Linked DNA regions of Homo sapiens: regions 1 and 3 are each linked to region 2. A link is a contact called in ENCODE Hi-C data. All regions are on one chromosome and are shown on one strand. Each heading gives the region's core, a stretch centred on a gene start or an enhancer-like site at or near the end of the contact. The rest is flanking DNA. Distances are from core to core; before and after follow the strand shown. Region 1 holds the start of ABHD13 (abhydrolase domain containing 13). Region 2 has its middle 17 kb from the start of NALF1. Region 3 has its middle 60 kb from the start of LIG4.

Region 1 (3,774 bases), core at 1-2,500, 330 kb after region 2:
GCTGAGGTGAGCGGATCACTTGAGGTCAGGAGTTTGACACCAGCCTGGCCAACATGGTGAACCCCCGTCTCTACTAAAAAATACAAAAATTAGGCCGGGCCTGGTGGCTCACGCCTGTAATCCCAGCACTTTGGGAGGCCGAGGTGGGTGGATCACCAGAGGTGGGGAGTTTGAGAGCAGCCTGGCCAACATGGTGAAATCCCGTCTCTACTGAAGAAAAATACAAAATTAGCTGGGCGTGGTGGCGCATGCCTGTAATCCCAGCTACTCCGGAGGCTGAGGCAGGAGAATCGCTTGAACCCGGGAGGCGGGAGGTTGCGGTGAGCCGAGATCTTGCCATTGCACTCCAGCCTGGGAAACAAGAGCGAAACTCCGTCTCAAAACAGCAACAAAACAAAAACAAAAAGTAGCGGGGCGTGGTGGCGGGCACCTGTAATCCCAGCTAGGTCAGAGGCTGAGGCGAGAGAATCGCTTGAACCAGGGAGGCGGAGGTTGCAGTGAGCCGAGATCACGCCATTGCACTCCAGCCTGGGCGACAAGAGCGAGGCTCCATCTCAAAAGGAAAAAAAAAAAAACCCACAGATTTATGAAATATCCTCTGTATATATAAAATAGGGGACATAGAATAAGGAAAGCCCAAGGGAGGGGAGGCACACATCTGTAAACAAGTGTGTACACTTCAGTGCACAGGGGGGTTGACAGCGAAGCTAATGAAGCCCAAGTTTTAAGGGCCCATTTTTGCGAACACTTCCAAGGCCTTGAGAGGGGCCCTAACGAGGTGTTCCCATGGTCGTGTACCTCGGTAAAATTTGCAAAAATAAGACAATTTTACATTATTTTTCTTTAAAAGGGCTCTCCAAATGGCACAAGGTTCAGGCCTCACAAAACCTGCATTCGCCCTTGACAGTCCACTCTCGTAGAGGTAAAAGGAGAAAAATAGTTATGGAAGCGCTTTAAATCGTGGACCTCATTGCGACACCCTTAACAACCCTATCAGGCAGAACAAATTGCTCCGCAAACCTGCGGCTTGCAGAGCGATGGTGGACTCCCGAGCTCATCGGGTCCGGCACCTCTTCACCACGGAGGCCTCGGGTACGGAACTGGAGGGAGTCCTGGTGCTCGGAGGAGGGTGGAAGGCCAAGATCCCTAGGTCCTGGAGCAGGGAGCCGGGCCCACGCCGCCGAGGTATCTTTTCCGTCCGGGCCACCGTCGCGGGGGCTCACTGGCAGCGGCTTCTGCGCATGCTCGGAAGAGCGGGCAGGGTTCCCACTCCGGGAGCGGAGACGGAGAACAGGTTATGTGGGAGCCGGCGGGGGCATTTGCCGGCGACACCCGAGCGGGGGCCGGAAGTGGGGCCACAGCTCGCAGCAGGAGCTCCGGGCTAGACCGTGGCGCCGGCAGCGGCCCCTGGGCTGGAGGAGGATGATGAGGAGCGACGGAAGCGACGCGGGGGTACGCTGCTGCGCGGCGCCCGGTTTCGTGCCCGCGGCCGACTGCGCAGCCTGTCCGCGAGTCTGAGTAAGTGCGGCTCGGGGACCCCGAGCCCGCGGGGCCCGAGCGCCGGTCCGCTCCTTCTAGGAGGGTCGCGGGGAGCCGCCGGCTCCTCCAGGCGGGCGCGAAACCCTCCCGGGAGGCTGTGGGGGGAGCCCCGGGGCTAGTGCGGCTTCCCCTGGGGGTCGTGCGGGGGCCGAGCGCCGGGGGTTGTGGAGGACCAGCCCGGGGTGCAGCCCTGCCGGCCGCCCCGACTCCGCTCACCACTCACCAGGGGAAGCAAACTGAAGCCAAATACCTGTTTTGGAAACTAAGGTGCGCGCATTGCCAGAGGCTCGCCGGGTGTCGTTTTGTAATTGGAACCTAAAACGTATCTTAGTGTTCTATGTCAATTGTATTTCCAGTAATGTGTACAAACCTAAGATCCCTAAAATCCAACCCTCCGCTCCCCCACCCTCCCACACAGACATGAAAAGTAAAATAGAATAATTCCAGCTACTAGGTTGGAGAGAGGGAGAGCCCCGATCTAATCACGACAGTAACAGGTTTAGACCTGTGAATATCATGACAGGAAGTTCTGGGGTTATTCAGGAAACATCAAAAAAGCACCCCATACAATCGAAGTCAATTTTGCTGTAGATTTTAGTCAACATTTAAGTAAAATGAATTACTAGTATTACTACCCAAGGTATCGAAACCAAAAAAAAGTCCGTCCCCATTTAACAACTCTTATTTATGTTTACTATGTGATAGTAACTGGATAGAAAGAGATGAGTATATTGGCTTTGTGTGTTGATATTGGATTTTTCACTGATCTCTTTTGACGGGAGGGGGTTCGTGGATCAATACTTATTTGTATGCATGCTTAGGGAAATCACTCGTCTTTGACTAAAATATCAAATTTTATTTTACTGTGTAAGATTTCTTGATTGCCGATTTAGTGTTAATGTCATGATATCCTACCTAAGACATCAGCTGCTCAATTAAATAATCGTTAATAGAGGCCCACTATGCATCAGGCACTGCTGCGTACAGAAAATGTAGAGTTGAATAGGACGAGGTCTCTGTCATCGAGGAACTCACAGCCTGTGTAAGCAGGTTAATTACGCTGTAATAGTAACTTCTGCCACGTAAGTTTGCACAAACTACAGAATGTGGAATGGGTGGCAGGAGGGAATAGGGGTCCAAGGAAAGCTTTCTAGAGGATCTACTACCTGAGTTTGGTTTTAACAGAGAAAGAGTGCATTGCTCTGATTACTTCCTGTGTTCAGATACGGTACCTCTAGGGAATCATATCCATTATTTGATCTAGGACTAATAGGGCTTCTAGTTGTCCTTACTTTCACATACTCTGCTATAGTACATAATTAAGTAATTTAAATTTTGTCTCATAGAAGTAGCTGCACTTAACACACTATTACATTTTATCTCAACAGTAGTTCAATTTAATCTTTCATCCTCCTTTTACATACGAGGAAATATATATTTAGAGAGGCTAAGTGAGTTGGCAAAAGCTACCTATCTCTTAACAGACCATGACTCAAAACACTGTCTCCTTTCCATTGCACCACACTGCCTCCCACTGACAGTTAACTTGGAATGATTAAAGCAAGCCAGGTACCTACAGGTAGCCCTTGGCACACTGCCCTCTTCTTGGGCACATCAAAGACCTCTTGGCATGTGGATAAGAGGGTTTACTAACCAAATTGCCCTGGGCTAACAATATAACTTAGTGATAGGTGCAGGAAACTGTTGGATCTAACATTTTCCCATGATCTCTTCTCATAACTTATCTCAGGGGAATCTATTTCTGTTTCTCTGTTTAATGTATTACCCAGATTCTGAAATCTTTCTAATCCTTGTTTAGTTGCCCCAGGAAAGTCTTAAGACCTTTAAATAGCCTTTTTTCGTGTGGACTTAAAAGATGCTCTAGTTCTTCTAAGTAAGATATTTTTCCTCAAATGACAGATTTTGTAATACATTATTATATTTTATGTTTCTGTTTCACATGGTGTGAACTCCTACAACAGTATATTCTGCTGAAATCCCTTGCAAAGATGTAGTATTTCCAGTACAGGGACTACATGCATTTATGAGCTAGCCTGAGAATCTAGATACTTCTAGTAAGGCTTCTAGTTGTACTTACTTTCACATACTCAATGTTATATAACACTGGTTTTATACAAAACAAATATTCTAAGTTTCATCCATCTAGTTTATAGGTAAAGTTTTAGAACATTGCCCATTTATAAATTGGAAACTTTGTGAATTTCATTATCAGTC
Region 2 (4,085 bases), core at 4-2,503:
CAGGGTTGTGTCAGCCGCCACCATCCCACATGCTTCAAAATTTAAGACCATTAGAAATGACAGATTCTCTTCCAGGAGCTCCCACAAAAGTCCCGAGTTTCACTGTGGTTGGAAGGCTTAAGCCAAGTGCTTACTCTTGAACCAATCACTGTGGCTTAGGCTGCTTCATGTGATCCACACCCGGAGCTGAGATTGATCCACACCCTGGCTGAGTGTGCTGAATGCAAGAGTGGTTGACCTGCATGTGAAAATCTGAGGCCATCACCAGCATTGGGGGAATGGATGCAGAGCTCTCAATGAATGGCAAGCATCCATGTATCCTCCTTGTCATCTAAACCCCTTCGAAAGACACAGGTTTACATAAGCTGCCCTCTCCCCTCTACAAATACAGACAATCTCTGTAAAGTAGGTCTATTTATTGGCAAATAACAGAAAAGTTGCTTAAAACTAATTTCAGAAAAGAAAAATGATTATTTTGTGTTCTATTACCAAAACGTCCAGGAACGGAGCCGAGCTGGCTTTGTGTGTATTTATATTTAACTCAGTCTCTCTAATTCCCTCAGCACTGTGCTGGCTTCGTTTTTAAGGTCCATGTTGTGGCTTCTGGAGATACAAGGTTGAACATAAGGTCCCTGTAATTGAGGTATCTTACTCCTACTGAATCCGGCTTGGTCCTAGAGTCCATCCTTGAACCAATCAGCATGACCAAGAGGATGGAACATGTTGAAGAGGTTAGTCTGGAGAATGTGTTTTATTCAGAAATCCAGCAGTGAAGTTAGCTTTGCAGAAACTACATGGGTTGAGGAGACCCGGAATAAAAAGACGGGGTACTATAATCACAAGGAGAAAGGGGATAGTGAGAAGAAAAAAAGAGTATTTATTAAAATAATATAACCTACTTTTTCATCTTGGAGTCCCAACGTCTGCCTCCATGTCCAGGATCTCTGAATGATATGCCATAACATTGGGTACAGATGCGACTTCTCACGGTCTGGCAACTGTAGATAAGTAACAAGCCTGACTACTCCCAAACATACCCAGCACAGCACTGTGGAACACGAACGGCCATTTATCAAAAGCGGAGAAACTTCCACTTCCATTGTTGAAAGACAGGCTTCTTCCAGCTTGGAAAGCCAAATAAAATATAAAATATATCTCTGTGGCAGCTGTGACACACCACGGTAAGTCCCACATTCCAAACTGCTCTTCAGGATCCTGTCAATTCAGAGCAACAGTGAAGAGGCTTTCTAGCTAAACTGAAAGAAGCAACTGTGGGAGTGAGGGGAAGGGAAGTGACTCAGGTCCACCAAAAGGGAGAGACCACAGTAAATATCTCAGGCGTGTAGTCAGGAGCCTCAAACATTTACAGAGTAGAAGATGGAAAGAGAACTAGAAAAATGGCTGGCCTTTATAAGGTCTGAAGCCTAAATTTGAAGCAGATTGATCCCTGATTAGATTGTGGTGCTCTGTGTCTACCCTAACTGGCTACCTGGTACAAACGAAAACCTCCCATGAGAAATATAACATCACTTAGATTTTAAAATTATCTCTATAGTGTTTCACATCATCATTTGGAATGTAATAAGCAAATGATCAAGTCTATCAAAAGACAGCATAACAGAATTTTTGGAGAAAAATCAAACAATAAAAACAAATCTACAGAAGATCCAGAAATTGGGCATAAGATTTCAGATGCTTTTTAATTGGCGTGTTCAATATGATGAAAAGTTGTATCAGAGAAACCCTAAAATTGAATCAACCATAAATTCTAGAACTAAAATGACAAAAGTAAAAGTAATAGATGCATGTATAAATATCTAGAGAAAATACAAAACAATAGTAAATAAATGTATTACCAAGCTAGTATTTTTTCTGGTCATTTTCATAAGATATTGACCAAAGCCAAAACTCTTGCTCAGTTGTAATCTCTGAATTTGAAATCTGGCTGGTGAATGTCCATTTCTTTGCTCATAAGTATCTATGCTCAGGCCCATGAACTGGAGGCATTTAATTGAGCCCATACAACAGGGCAATATGAATCAATGGCATGAAGTAAAGAGGTATGGGTCTTCCTCTGACCCCCAGGCTCCATGCCAGCAGCATCCCAACAATGAAGGCAACTGATTCCCCATCTGGTAGAGATGGATAACAGGAGGTGCTAAGGATTGGCCTTGAGAAACAGGATTCTCTCAGGTTCTAAAATATTAGGTTGGTGCAAAAGTAATTCTGGTTTTCACCATTACTTTCAATGGCTGGCTTTTCTTCTAGCCTTTTTCTTCTGCCTTTCCTTCTAGCCTGTATTTTCTCTACATTTAGCTTAGGACTGGGGATTTGCTTTTTCTAACCATGCAAATATCCCAACTATTAGAGGTCTGATTCTTTTCCATCACAGGCTGAAAGCAGAGGCATCACTGTTGTCAGATGGGCTAGTTTCAACATCAGCTTGGCACATGTTTCTTCCTGTTGACTGTAAGATCCTGACTTTTTTCTACTATGTTTTTAATGCTTACCCTCCCAGGTGTATACCCTCCTAGATGTATATTTCTGGGACTCAATATTCACAAGGTTGTGCTCAAGTGTCTACTGTACCTCCAAATCACAAGAATTCCCAACTTTCCGTCTTCGGATATTGCCTACCTCGAGAGATACCCCAACTAATTTCATGATTTAGGCAGTCACTCTCATATTTTACATCATCACTACTCTTACTTCAAAACCCTATTCTCAATTTAAAATTCAGTATCAATTGGGATTCTTTCACTCATGTAACTAAAGTTACTGGCTTCAGATTTGTGGGATTCAGGCCACTTTTTATTCTTATCACTTGGCTCTGCATTCTATTCCACTGGCTCTGTTCTCAGACTGACTCCTGATCACAGGTGCTTGAGCCTCATACTCTCTCAACTTCAGCCTCAGCCAAAGTTCCACTGTATTTCCTTGACTCTGATATGATGAAGTGCCCATTTCTAAACCATTTCTCTAATGGAGTAAAATTTGGAGAAAGAGTAAAATTTTCTCATTTACCAGGGCTGTCAACAAGTGATAATCATTGTGCTATAGCTAAAGCATAAGAAATGAACGAGCATGGCTCTGACAAATTAAAGTTGTGTGGTTCTCTACAAAGAAATGGAGAATGGAGGCTAGATTGTACAAACAAGCCTATGCCTATTTCACCATATTTAGACTTTACTCTGCACACAAGAGAATGTCACTAAAGTAATTGGAAAAATTCTGAAATAACAATCGGATTTTGCATTTTAGACATTTGATCTTAGTGGCAGTGTGAGAGAGGCTAGTTTGATAACATCACAGTCAGGGGTATTTGTAGGAGCACATTCTAGAAATCTGCTCCACAAACTCTCAGAATTATGCACACAGAAATGTCATTTCAGAATTTAGCTTTCAGTGTGTTATTAAAATATACTCTTTTCATGACTGAGGCACTAATTCTTCAGGCTGCAGGGAGCATTGGATACTTTCAGTATTCAGCTGAACTCCTACTTAGGAATTGCCATAACTCAAGGCGAACTTCCTTGCCCAAGGTTATACCCCATTAAATAACCAGTCAGTGTAAAGGAATGAAGGATTAGCCCCATTTCCTCAATTAGGGCAATTCTGATGGACTTGCCCAAGTCAAGAGCTCCTCATTGGATTGTCTGAGGCTTCTAACTACAGCACAATCCAGCTCCTTCCTCTGCCCAACCCTGCTTCTCTCATTTCCTGGAGGTTTTGTTTCAGGGTGCATTCCTCAATAAAACTTCTTCATACAAACTTCTCCCTTTGAGTCTATCTCCAGGGACTCTACGTAAGATAAGTGGCAACAAAAGTAGTCCAAGGAAAATAACACAAAATGGGATTAGGATTTCTGACAAGATGGCTGGCAATGAGGACCCCATTGGTGGTAAGTGTTAAACTCTGCGGCGGTGCAATTTTAAAAATATTTACTGATGCAAAGTCTGAAGCTGTGGAAATAAATTCACTAACTGATGAAATAGCCAAGGCATTTGAGAAGTATGAGTGAAGCACTAGCTATAAAGACCATGAAATCGGACGGCCAATGGAGCCAAAACCAAGGGTATTCTGAA
Region 3 (3,963 bases), core at 48-2,547, 270 kb after region 2:
CCCACCTGGACTCATGGCTCATGACTCAACTGGTCCTGGGACTCTACCCAGAGGTGGACTCAGGGCACAAGGACCATTTTCCACACCCTCATGATTGCATCCTCAACCAATCAGCAGCACTCATTCCCTAGTCCCCTGCCCACCAAACTATCCTTGGAAAACCTTAACCTCTGAGCCTTCAGGGAGAGTAATATGAGTAATAACTCTGTCTCCTGCAAGTCCTAGCTGGACTTGCACAAATTAAACTTTTTCTTTACTGCAATGCCATGGCCTCAGTGAATTGGCTTTGCCTTGCAGTGTGCAGGAAGAACCTGCAGACAATTACAACAACAAGAAGACATTTTAGTATCTCTTCAAGTGTAGCTGCTCTGAGGACTAGCATGTCAAAATGGATGGTACCTTATTATATATCACTTTCCAACTTTTCCTTCAATATACAGTTAAGGCACTCATACTGATTTTTAAAAGTTATATATGTAGGCAGTTCATATTATCTTTAAATTTCATTCCACAGATGACAGAAAGCACGTTTTATTATTGGCTGGGTGTGGTGGCTCACGCCTGTAATCTCAACACTTTGGGAGGCCAAAGTGGGTGGATCACCAGGTCAAGAGATCGAGACCATCCAGGCCAACATAGTGAAGCCCTGTCTTTACTAAAAATACAAAAATTAGCCAGGCGTGGTGGCAGGCCCCTGTAATCCCAGCTACTTGGGAGGCTGAGGCAGGAGAATCGCATGAACCCAGGAGGCAGAAGTTGCAGTGAGCCGAGATCGCGCCACTGCACTCCAGCCTGGCGACAGAGTGAGACTTTATCTCAAAAAATAAAATAAAATAAAATATTTATTATTAACAGGGAGCATTGAGTCTGCCAAGATTAAGAGCCAACTGTTCTGGGTGAGAGGATTTGGGCCTTACTCTCTATTATTTACTGTTCCTACCTTCCTCCTGAAGCTCATTTAATAGATAGTTTCTCCTGAGCTCACTGATCTTCCTACCTGTGCTACATATGGACAGATCTCCTATGCTTGAGTGTGCTTTAATTTTTCTTCTAGTCTATAGGTAAGAAAGGGGACTACCTCTTGGTCTTGAGAGTGGCCTGCAGAGCATATCTGAGCTTATTCTTTATTTTGTAAACTGTGAATTTTATCACCTTGCTATTCTTTTCATATATCGTGCAGCTGTTTACTCTCTCTCCAAAGTTAGGAAAAGAATCTCTGCTTGATTTTCACTTATCCAGCCTCCCTGTTGGCCCACAGCTGCTAAAAAACAAGGTGAGTGGTGCTTAAGTTCAGGCTTGATAAACCACAACTGAGCTGGACTTTGCACCACTTCACCCTCTACAGCAGTCACTGAATTCCTGCTGGGAGGAAAGTACTATGTGAAGTATTAGTAGATAAGGCTGGGAGGTGCAGAAAGTTAACTCATATGTGGCCTCACCTCTCAAAGGAATTTATAATCTAGCTGGGAAAAAAATGTTACGCCACAGAGTTAACAATGCAAGAGAAGGCTTTGTTGCACTGGTTTTAAAACCTATGCTGTTATTTATACAAGACCCTCAGACACTCTCCTGCCCCTATGTCCCTGCCCTCACATGCTGCTTTTCCTTTGGTCAATATTGACATTAGTCCAGTGACCAATATTGAAAGGGGACAGGGAGAGATGAGCTGCCTCCAGGTTTAGAAAACAAGATAAACAAATACGAAGAAGGAACTGAAGTAAGAACTGTATTCAGAGAATAGCAAGTACTTCAGGGTGAGAATAAAGTTGCAGGGAGAGAGGACACTGGGAGATTTGTCAGTAAATACATTTTAAAAATGGAAGAAAAGGCAATCTTTAAATGTCTTTACTCCTCCTAATGTTCACACAAAGAAAAAAGTATGAGTATGAATATTCCGTAAACTCTAACATCTTCCCCAGTAGTGGGGTTCTGTTATTTAGTCACAGTGCAGATCCAGCTAAGAGGAGGCAATCAGCTTGAAGTTAGATAGAGCCCGTGGAACTCAGGGACACAATAAAGATAGTTTTGAATTAAGTTTAACATTCAGGTCTCTTTTCTAAAAACTAGTATTTTTCCTAATACTTTTAATTTTAATCCCTTACATTTCCAACAGTTAAGCAACACTAGAACCAGACTGTCTGGTTTCAACTCCCACCTACTTCACCTAGTAGCTGTGAAAACCCGGGCAAAGTCCCTGCCTCAATTTTCTTGTCTGTAAAATGGGCACAGTCATAATATCAACACAAAGCGTGCTGTGCGCAATGATATGTATTAGGTACTTAGAATGGAAGTATGGAATTAGTCCTCAGTAAAAGTCCTATCGTTATGACTTAGTGCCCTATATTATCCCCATTCTGAAAAGTTATTTTATCTTTAACATAGATATACATTTCCTTTTACATTAAAGAGTGGAAAAACTCAGTCACATGAAAAAAGAGAGCGCAGCCTTGGCACAGATTTTTTTTTTAAGTGGCAATTCTGTGCTTTCGTGATACATGCTGCCACCTGCTGGACCCATCAGGAATTGTTCCCATCGCGGGATGTGATTAACATTGCTGTGTTGTTTGACATAATTTTATATTTACGCAAAATAAAGAAAGCTAAATATATTATTCAAATCGTTCAAAGAATAGCCATCTGAGCAATTTCTGTCACTAGGTGGCACTATTAATAACTGCATGTGATCTTAAGACCCTTGGAAAAGCTACATAGTCGGCTGCAAGACCCCAGTGTGATGAGGAGCTTCACGGCTTTTAGGATAATGACCATAGACACTCGCTTAGTTACAAATCCACACTTCAGGGGGCATCATAATGAAACTAGAATGTGAAATAAACGCAGCATTTAAAAGATCGGTTTTCTTTTAAATTAAAAGGAATTTAAATTATTGATATCGTAAACCATTTCTTATTTAGAAAGGCTTTAGTATAAAATTTTTAAAAATGAATAAAAGAGTAGCTGACACTGAGATTTTAAAAATTAATAATCTCAGAATACTAAGGAAAAATATAAAATGTATTTTAAAAATCTTTCATTAGTTCGCCTTAGTTATCAGACTTATGTTTCAGAGTGTGGGATTCTATAGTGGGAGACATGTTTTTGTTAGATAATATTTCTAAGCTTGGATCCAAAGTCAGAGATAAAAATGCATATGACAGCTCAGAAGATAATGTGGTCGAATTTTATAAAAGATGCATAGAAGACGTAACTCTGCGTGATTTAAGAGTACTTAACTCCAAATAGGATCTTAGGACATACGAGATCTCTCATAAGATGAGTACTTAAAGACGTTGAAGTGCCCGTCCCCTGAAGGGGGAAAATCACGAGTGGTGGGGGTTAGGACACATTTATAAGTGTCATTTATGACAGTGATTAGCTCAAATCTCTTAATAACCACTAGATTACTAAATGCTGGACTCTGTCTGGAAGGAACACTAGGCCAAGAACACCAGATGGGAAAATATGGAGTTCCCTCTAGTTGTAGTGTTAAAGCGTTGTGTGTCTGAGCACACTTCAGCCCCACTGAGGGACTGCGCTGCATCAGGCTCATGTACTGAGTGTCAAGGACCCCACTGAGAGTGATATGAAAGCTACAAAGCTCTTTCCGGAAGAATCCTGATATCCATCACACACACGCACACACACACATGCACTCACACTCACACACACAGTCACATACACACACAGACCCACTCACACACACACTGAAACACACTGTCTCAGACACAGACACACACACATACACACACAGACCCCCCCCACACACACACACATACACACTGACACGGTCACATACACACACAGACCCACTCACACTTACAGACTCATACACATACACATACACGCACACATTTACGTACACAGGCACACTCACACAAACACACTAACACTCACACACAGAGACCTACTCACACATACTCACACACACATTCTCACACACTCACACACATGCACACACACACC

What was found. Hi-C counts contacts between places; a loop is a spot of excess contacts on that map. Pooled maps may share reads with other maps.
Region 1: a loop to region 2 is called in a map of PC-3, with 5 times the contacts of the local background. The contact joins the promoter of ABHD13 here to the enhancer-like site in region 2. A Hi-C loop is called at or near these places in 1 of 168 maps with a recorded cell type or tissue (PC-3).
Region 3: a loop to region 2 is called in a map of PC-3, with 6 times the contacts of the local background. The contact joins two enhancer-like sites. A Hi-C loop is called at or near these places in 2 of 168 maps with a recorded cell type or tissue (PC-3 and Panc1) and 4 of 50 pooled maps.

What each region holds. Positions count from the first base shown.
Region 1 is chr13:108,217,142-108,220,915 of GRCh38, forward strand. It overlaps ABHD13 (abhydrolase domain containing 13), which reads left to right and starts at 1,251. Exons shown (of 2, transcript NM_032859.3): 1 at 1,251-1,518. It also overlaps a transcript of LIG4 not described here. RefSeq lists an enhancer at 924-1,253 and a silencer at 1,534-1,773.
Region 2 is chr13:107,882,703-107,886,787 of GRCh38, forward strand. No RefSeq gene overlaps it. Among named protein-coding and RNA genes, the nearest start is that of NALF1, 17 kb to the left of the region's middle. Within about 2 kb of position 1,254, at least 2 of the 41 ENCODE cell types and tissues checked have a DNase peak (open chromatin) inside an H3K27ac peak, as active enhancers do; they include PC-3, where a contact is called at or near this core.
Region 3 is chr13:108,153,179-108,157,141 of GRCh38, forward strand. No RefSeq gene overlaps it. Among named protein-coding and RNA genes, the nearest start is that of LIG4, 60 kb to the right of the region's middle. Within about 2 kb of position 1,298, at least 4 of the 41 ENCODE cell types and tissues checked have a DNase peak (open chromatin) inside an H3K27ac peak, as active enhancers do.